2 separate regions of the Homo sapiens genome follow, and region 2 is linked to region 1. Evidence: read pairs that join two places in POLR2A ChIA-PET (ENCODE). Cell type or tissue: GM12878. All regions are shown on one strand. Each heading gives the region's core, and the rest is flanking DNA. Links, peaks and the distances in the headings are about the cores only. Region 1 overlaps RNGTT (RNA guanylyltransferase and 5'-phosphatase). Region 2 has its middle 2.5 kb from the start of UBE2J1.

What was found. ChIA-PET counts read pairs that join two places held together with the same protein. Peaks named below come from ENCODE experiments on the same cell type or tissue, not always from the same donor. Only the 100,000 strongest peaks of a DNase experiment are listed, where the experiment ranks them.
Region 2: POLR2A ChIA-PET joins it to region 1 with 15 read pairs; 17 of 35 experiments call an interaction of 5 or more read pairs at or near these places.

The regions. Positions count from the first base shown.
Region 1 is chr6:88,957,338-88,962,455 of GRCh38, reverse strand. All of the region lies in intron 1 of RNGTT (RNA guanylyltransferase and 5'-phosphatase), which reads left to right. Among named protein-coding and RNA genes, the nearest start is that of RNGTT, 3.7 kb to the left of the region's middle. RefSeq lists an enhancer at 1-419. In GM12878, for the core only: no CTCF peak of the experiment used is centred there; no DNase peak of the experiment used is centred there; H3K4me3 peaks cover 1,458 bases.
Region 2 is chr6:89,353,621-89,356,801 of GRCh38, reverse strand. No RefSeq gene overlaps it. Among named protein-coding and RNA genes, the nearest start is that of UBE2J1, 2.5 kb to the right of the region's middle. In GM12878, for the core only: no CTCF peak of the experiment used is centred there; no DNase peak of the experiment used is centred there; H3K4me3 peaks cover 1,335 bases; H3K27ac peaks cover 2,500 bases.

The sequences.
Region 1 (5,118 bases), core at 102-2,601:
TTCACTGTGTTGCCCAGGCTGGTCTTGAACTCGTGGACTCAAGCGATGCTCCCACTTCGGCCTCCCAAAGTGTTGGGATTATAGGCGAGAGCCACCCCGCTTGGCCGGGTTTTTGTTTTTTTTAATTATTTTTCTTGTAGTTTTTTTCATCTTTATTGAGCTTGAATACAATAAGCTTTAAAGCGTACAGTTTGATAAATTTTGACTGTATATACACAAATATATCTCTTTCCTAGGAAACAACCATGAAACCCCTCAAAGTTTCCTCTTGCCCCTTTTTAAATCCCTCCTTCGCCTGGCAGCCACTGATCTGCTTTCTGTAATTATAGATTGGTTTGCATTTTCTAGAAATTTTTAAATAAATGGAAACATATAGTGAGTACTCTTCTTGGGGTGGAAGGAAGTGTGTGTGGCTTTTTTCACTCAGCATAATTAATTTGATACTCATCCAGATTATGCATGTATCAATAGTTTATTCCTTTTTTATTGCAGAGTAGTAGTTTATTGTTCTGGGTATACCACAATTTGTTTACCTGTTCATCTATTGATGGTCATTTGGGTTATTTCCAGTTTTTAGCTATTACAAATAAACCTGCTGTGAACATTCATGTACAATTCTTTGTGTGGACATATACTTTCATTTCTCTTGTGTAAGTCTCTAGGAGAGGAATGGCTGCATCATATGGTAGGTGTATGTTTTAAGAATTTTAAGAAACTGCCAACCTCTTTTCCAAAGTGGTAACACTTGATAGTCCCACCATCAATGTATTATACAGAAGAAATTCAAAGGACTTAAAAACTAGCAAAAAATTTGGACACTTCACAAAATAAGTTATATGAATAGCCAAAAAGCTATGATGGCGTGGTGGTATGTGCCTGTAATCCCAGCTACTCGGGAGGCCGAGGCAGGGGAATCACTTGAACCCAGGAGACGGAGGTTGCAGTGAGCTGAGATTGCACCACTGCACTCCAGCATGGGTGACAGAGTGAGACTCCATCTCAAAAAAAAAAAAAAGTAATTTGTACTTATCGTGTAATTTATTAGTAAGGGTTCTCTAGAGGGACAGAACTAATAGGAAATATATGTACATATATATATATACACACACACACATACATACACACACACACATACAGACGTAAAGGGGAGTTTATTAACTGTTAACTCACACGATCACAAGGTCCCACAATAGGTTGTCAGCAAACTGAGGAGCAAGGAGAGTCAGTCTGAGTCCCAAAATGGAAGAACTTGGAATCCAGTGTTTGAGGGCAGGAAGCGTCCACCACAGGACAAAGATGTAGGCTGGGAGGCTAAGCCGGTCAAGTCTTTTCACATTTTTCTGCCTGCTTTATATTCTAGCCATGCTGGCAGCTGATTAGATGGTGCCCACCCAGATTAAGGGTGGGTTTGCTTTTCCCAGCCCACTGATTCAAATGTTAATCTCCTTTGCAACACCCTCTACACCCAGGATCAATATTTTGCATCCTTCAATCCAATCGAGTTGACACTCAGTATTAACCATCACAGTAATTTCTTTGATATTTTGCATATTGAGGAAAATGTTATGGCTGCTCAAACTTATATGTTGTAAATGTTAGGATTCACTTTACTAGTACTAGAAGTTCATAATTTTCCTGAATCAGAAAGAAAATGGTACTAACTACATATAATTTGTTTCTCTGTGAAGTCACTTTCTCTGATGAAACCAGACTTGCAATGAGAGAGAGCTCTTGGAGACAGGGCCAAGCTTTATTTTCTGAAGAACTGTTTTTTCCTCCTTCTGAGTTAATAGATTTCAGGTGAATACTTGGAAGAAAACAAACTTATAATTTCTTTTCCTTTTTCCTTTTTTTCTTTTCTTTTCTTTTCTTTTTTGTATTTTTAGTAGAGATGGGGTTTCACCATGTTGGCCAGGCTGGTCTCCAACTGCTGACCTCGGGTGATCCGCCTGCCTTGGCCTCCCAAAGTGTTGGCATTACAGGTGTGAGCTACCGCACCCAGCCCTCCCTAGTTTCTTAAAGATATATCATTCAACATAAAATTATTTCATATCTGCTATGTAAAGAGCTTACTAGGAACTGTGGGAATGTAAATATGAGACACAGCCAGGTGCATTGGCACATACTTGTGGTCCCAGGTACTCAGGATAGTGTGATGGTGATAGTGATGGTGATTTTGAAGTCATTTTATTTAGCAAATATTTAAATGTCTACTTTGTGCTAGTCCTGGGTGCTAGGGAGATGGCTAAGATATATTACCCTTAAAAAGCAGAGTCTCATGGGAGTAGCAAACCATCCATTTTAAGCACAGTTCTGTTGTAAAAAATGTAGCAATGACTCTATTGTGGTATATGATGGGAATCAGAGGTAATAAACCTAATTCTTTGAGGTTGAGGAAGAAGAGATGGGAAGGAAGAAGGAGATCAGGTGAGACTTCCCAGAGAAGGTCATACATGAATTATCTTCAGTAAATAGAAGTTTTCTAGATAAATAGTTGGCAGGGGGTGTTATTGAAAGTTTCTGTTAGGATAGGATGATGATGGGAGAGATAATAGACTGAAAAAGTGTCTTTGTTCTGGAAGATGTAAGTGAGGTTAAGAGGTTGGAGAATAGCCTGATCATACAGGCAAGTAGGGTGTGATAAGGTATCCTAATATTTATATGCTTTAAATTTTCAGTGGCATACAATTGCAGTTTTTTTTTTCAGCATCGAGATGAGATTATTTGAATCCAAGTTAAAAGCTTACTTTGACTTTTCTGTGTTTAATGAATTGATGGAGAAAAGAGTGGAAATGGAGAGACTAATTAGGAACTTGTTGTAGTCCAGGTGAAAGACAATAGTGATAGTTTAAAAGTGACAGATGAAGAGTAGAAGGCTAATTTGAGAGATATTAAGAAGGGAAAATGGACAGAACTTGATGTCGTATTTAGAATGAGGGAAAGAGGGTCAAAATTTAGTCTCAAATGTCTGGCTTATGCACATGAGATAGTTGATATTATTAGGGCTTACTGAGAGAGAAGCAGGTTGGAGGAGATATTAAGATCCTGATTGCTCAAATAGAGATCTTTAGTAAAGATCTTTTTAAAAAACATTTTTATGTTATTTCAGTAGTTTTTGGGGGACAGGTGGTTTTTGGTTACATGGATAAGTACTTCAGTGATGATTTCTGAGATTTTGGTGCACCTGTCACTCAAGGAGTGTACACTGTAGTAGTCTTTTATCCCTCATCCCCCCTCTCCACACTTCCCCCTGAGTACCCAAAGTCCATTATATCATTGTTATGTCTTTGCATTCTCATAGCTTAGCTCCCACTTACAAGTGAGAACACAGGATATTTGGGTTTCCATTCCTGAGTTACTTCACTTAGAATGATGGGGTCCAACTCCATCTAGGTTGCCATGAATGCCATTATTTCATTCCTTTTTATGGCTGAGTAGTATTCCATGGTATATATACATATCACATTTTCTTTATCCACTCATTGGTTCTTGGGCATTTAAGCTGGTTCCACATTTTTGCAATTGCAAATTGTGCTGCTGTAAACATGCCTGTGCAAGTGGCTTTTTCAGATAATGACTTATTTTCTTCTGGGTAGATACCCAGTAGTGGGATTGCTGGATCAAATGGTAGTTCTTCTAGTTCTTCAAGGAATCACCATACTGTTTTCCCTAGTGGTTGTAATAATTTACATTCCCACCAGCAGTGTAAAAGTGTTACCTTTTCCCCACATTCATGCCAACATCTAATATTTTTTGATATTTTAATTATGGCCATTCTTGCAGGAGTAAGGTGGTATCTCATTGTAGTTTTAATTTGCATTTCCTTGATAGTGATGTTGAACATTTTTCATATGCTTCTTGGCCAACTGTATATCTTCTTTTGTCTGTTCATGTCCTTTGTCCACTTTTTGATGGGATTATTTGTTTTTTTCTTGCTCATTTGTTTCAGTTCCTTGTAGATTCTGGATATTAGTTCTTTGTCAGATGCATAGTTTGCGAAGATTTTCTCCCACTCTGTGGGTTGTCTGTTTACTCTGCTGATTATTTCTTTTGCTGTGCAGAAGCTTTTTAGTTTAATTAGGTTCCATCTATTTATTTTTGTTTTTGTTGCATTTGCTTTTGGGTTCTTGGTCACGAACTCTGCCTAAGTCAATGTCTAGAAGAGTTTTTTCCAATGTTATCTTCTAGAATTTTTATGGTTTCAGATCTTACTTAAGTTTGAGTTGATCCATCTCCAGTTGACTTTGTATAAGGTGAGAGATGAGTTTCATTCTTCTACGCGTAGCTTGTTAGTTATCCCAGGACCATTTGTTGAATAGGGTGTCCTTTCCCCACTTTATGCTTTTGTTTGCTTTGTCAAAGATCAGTTGGCTGTAAGTGTTTGGCTTTCTTTCTGGGTTCTCTATTCTGTTCCATGGGTCTGTGTGCCTATTTTTATACCAGTACTATGCTGTTTTGGTTACTATAGTCTTGTAGTATAATTTGAAGTTGGGTAATGTGATGCCTTTACATTTGTTCTTTTTTGTTTGCTTACCTTGGCTATTTGGGCTCTTTTTTGGTTCAATGAATTTTAGGATTGCTTTTTCTGGTTCTGTGAAGAATGATGATGGTACTTTGATGGGAATTGCATTGAATCTAAAGATTGCTTTTGGCAGTATGATCATTTTCATAGTATTGATTATACCCATCTATGAGCATGGGATGTGTTTCCATTTGTTTGTGTCATCTGTGATTTATTTCAGTAGTGTTTTGTAGTTTTCCTTTTAGAGATCTTTCACCTCCTTGGTTAGGTATATTCCTAAGTATTCTATTGTTATTATTTTTTTTATGCAGCTGTTGTAAAAGGGATTGAGTTCTTGATTTGATTCTCAGCTTGGCCATTGTTGGTGCATAGCAGTGCTACTGATTTGTGTACGTTGATTTTGTATCCTGAAACTTTAAAGAATTCATTTGTCAGATTTGGGAGCTTTTTGGATGAGTCTTTAGGGTTTCCTATGTATACAATCATATCATCAGTGAACAGTGACAGTGTGACTTCCTCTTTACCAATTTGGATGCCCTTTATTTCTTTCTCTTGCCTGATTGCTCTGGTGAGGACTTCCAGTACTATGTTAAATA
Region 2 (3,181 bases), core at 292-2,791, 390 kb before region 1:
AGCTCCTTCCTGCCTGACATTTTTGTTCAGGTAACCAGAGTTTAAACTTGTGTCCCTGGTAATAACACAACTAACATCTCCATTACATTAATACCAGCTACATCCCCATGGGAAAATGTTCCATGTTTCTTATTAACCAATCCCAAGGGGAAATCCTGGGGGTAAAACAAGAGAAAAAACTATAGCAGGTGGTTTTTTTTTTTTTCTGAAAAAAAAAAAATTATAAAGTATTCAAGGTAATTAACAAAATGTTTACAATAAAGTCTACACTTGATCTTAGCCAAAAGACTGAGAAGCGATGCAATAAAATTTATATATGGCTTTCTGAGGTTTTTTTTTTTTTAAATTTTACTCTAGGAAGACATTGATGTAAAATAAGCTGATTCACACTATCAGTTTAAGTGATAATAACAATGCAACTGGCAAAACAAGTAATCCAGTTAGCTAATGGCAGATATTTTAAGTATAGAAAAGTATATGTGGTATAATGGGATATCAGTTCTTAAAATATCTATGCCTTATAAACAAAACCTCAAGGTAAATATACCAAAATCTGTATCATGTCCTTTTCTAAGCAGGAGGATTATGGGAGATTTGGATTTTGTTCATATTCCACATATTGAACCACTGTATTACTTTTATGATCAAGAAGAAAATCATTTAAAAAAAAGTTTCTAGTGCTAAAGAATAAGTAAAATGTGTGAACCAAGAATAGCTCGGAGGTTGTAAGAAGCATATACTTTTTTCAAATAGTGGAAAACTCAAATGTCACAAAACAGCCTGATTCTTTTTAGTGTAGCAAAAAAACCCAAGTTTCAGAGTCAGAAGACCTGGACTTGAATCAGGGTTCTTTCATTTTCTAGATAAGTCACTGAAGTTTTTTTTGAATAAGTCATTGAAGCTTTAAGAACCTTTATAAAATATATTTCAAAGTATTCAAACCAAATCAAGAAATAGATGAAAATCTAGAAAAATTTCCTCTCATTAACATAAAAAATCATATGCCAGAAAGATAATAATCTGTAGTTGAAAAAACTGAGAAGTAGACACTTGATTTCTCTGAGACCTAAATTATCTTCATCTGTAAAATGGGTATAAATAATCAGTGCCACTTCCAAGGCTGTTATGAAGAATAAATGAGTTGATGTTATGTCAAGTGCCTGATAAACAGTAGATGCTAAAAAACTATAGTCCAGACCTTGCACAAGGATGCAAATGGCGGTGGAGAAAGGGCCTGCACTTCAAAGGACTTCTGGTTCCTAACTAAGGAAAAGATGAATTACACAGGTCAAGGATTGTGGTTCTAAGATGTTTTCTAAGATTCTGAAACATTTTAAACCTCATCTTTTGTCATTTTTATTAGTTACGAAGTCGGCTTTAAGGATTAAAAAAAAAAATCTTAAAATGAAAAAAAAAAGGAGTTTTCCTTAGGATCATCAAAAGTAAAGAAAAAATTACCCCAAATTTGATCTTGGATTAAAACTTTACCTGATATAATTTGTAAATTTTTCTTGAAAGAAATAAGTGTTCTAGTTTAAAAAAATAAGCAATTTTTGGATAAGAAATTTTCCAAGGAAATGAGCTCCCTTCCCACCCAGCTGTCAGTCAAGAATTTAGTAACCTTTAAATAAAATTACTCTTCTCTTTGTATCTGTCTTTTTGAGACAGGGTCTCGCTCTATCACCCAGGCTGGAGTGCAGTGGCACCATCATGACTCACTGCAGCCTGCTCCTCCTCTTCCATCCCCCAGAGCTCAACTGATCCTCCCTTCTCAGCCTCCAGAGTAGCTGGGACCACAGGTACGTATGCCCGGCTAATTTTTGAGTGTGTGTATATTTTTAGTAGAGATGGGTGTCACCATGTTGCTCAGGCTGATCTCGAATTCCTGAGCTCAAGTGATCTGCCCACCTTGGCCTTTTTTTTTTTTTTTTTTTTTTGAGATGGAGTCTCATTCTGTCTCCCAGGTTGATCTCGGCTCACTGCAACCTCCGCCTTCTGGGTTCAAGTGATTCTCCTACCTCAGCCTCCCGAGAAGCTGGGATTACAGGCATGCACCACCACACCCAGCTAATTTTTGTATTTTTAGTAGAGACAGGTTTTTGCCATGTTGGCCAGGCTGGTCTCCAACTCCTGACCTCAGGTGACCTGCCCGCCTTGGCCTCCCAAAGTGCTGGGATTACAGGCATGAGCCACCACACCTGCCAGCCACTTCTCTTTTCTCTGTAAATGTCTCTGCTGAGAGAAATTTTGGAATTGGCTTTGATCTTGGAGCATGATTGTAATTAAGCTTTGATATGTGCCCATAATTAAATTGTTATGGGCACATGTCCACAATAAATTGTTGTTATTGTTGTTAACCAAGGAAGGAGAGATTGTTATTCCTACTGAACCAGTCCTATGGGAGAAGAGCCCCAGGGAGCAGTGGAGGTGGTGGTGGCTAAAGGAGAGCCCCAGAGGACAACTGCACCCAGAGATTGATGGACCTTGGAGGCTGAATAGCAAAAGGCTTCTAGTACTCAGCTATCAAATAGGAACGCATTATATACAGCACCTGCTTTGCAGGCCTTGCTGTGGTAGGGCCTACTGCACAAATTAGGGGCTTTTGTAGAGCTGTGGCAGGAGAGGGTGTCAAGTGTCAGTTAATCTGAAGATTCAACACAATGAATGAATGAAGCAGCATTGGAGTTTGGTTTTGTTTGCATATCTCAGTCAGTCAGATTATCAGTTTACTATACAGAAAACAACATCAGGGAATGATTTAAAATATACCATCTAATTTTAGATATCCTTCACTTTTTTACTCCCAATTTCATCAAGAAACTCACAGATTTAGATTAACTTTAACAATAGAAAACAAATCAAATTTAAGAGTTTATGTCTTTATATAACAGAATAAAACTTGCCCAACCTGATTAACCCTTTCTATCCTCCCCACCTTCCCAATCCCTCCCTCCTTTCCTTTAGTAAGGTCCCTACTCCTTAAGTCTTTTGAACTCAGTCCTCTCTCGATCCCACACATTGGACAATGAAGCAGTAAGTGTGTCCTTTGAAGTTTAACCTTTCATATTTGTATGCTTTCCCTCACATTAAATGTAATTCCTTTTTTTGACAGCTTTTACATCTAAACAAACCAAAAAAAACAAAACTCCTGCAATGCCTAAAACATGTCGTGCACCTAACA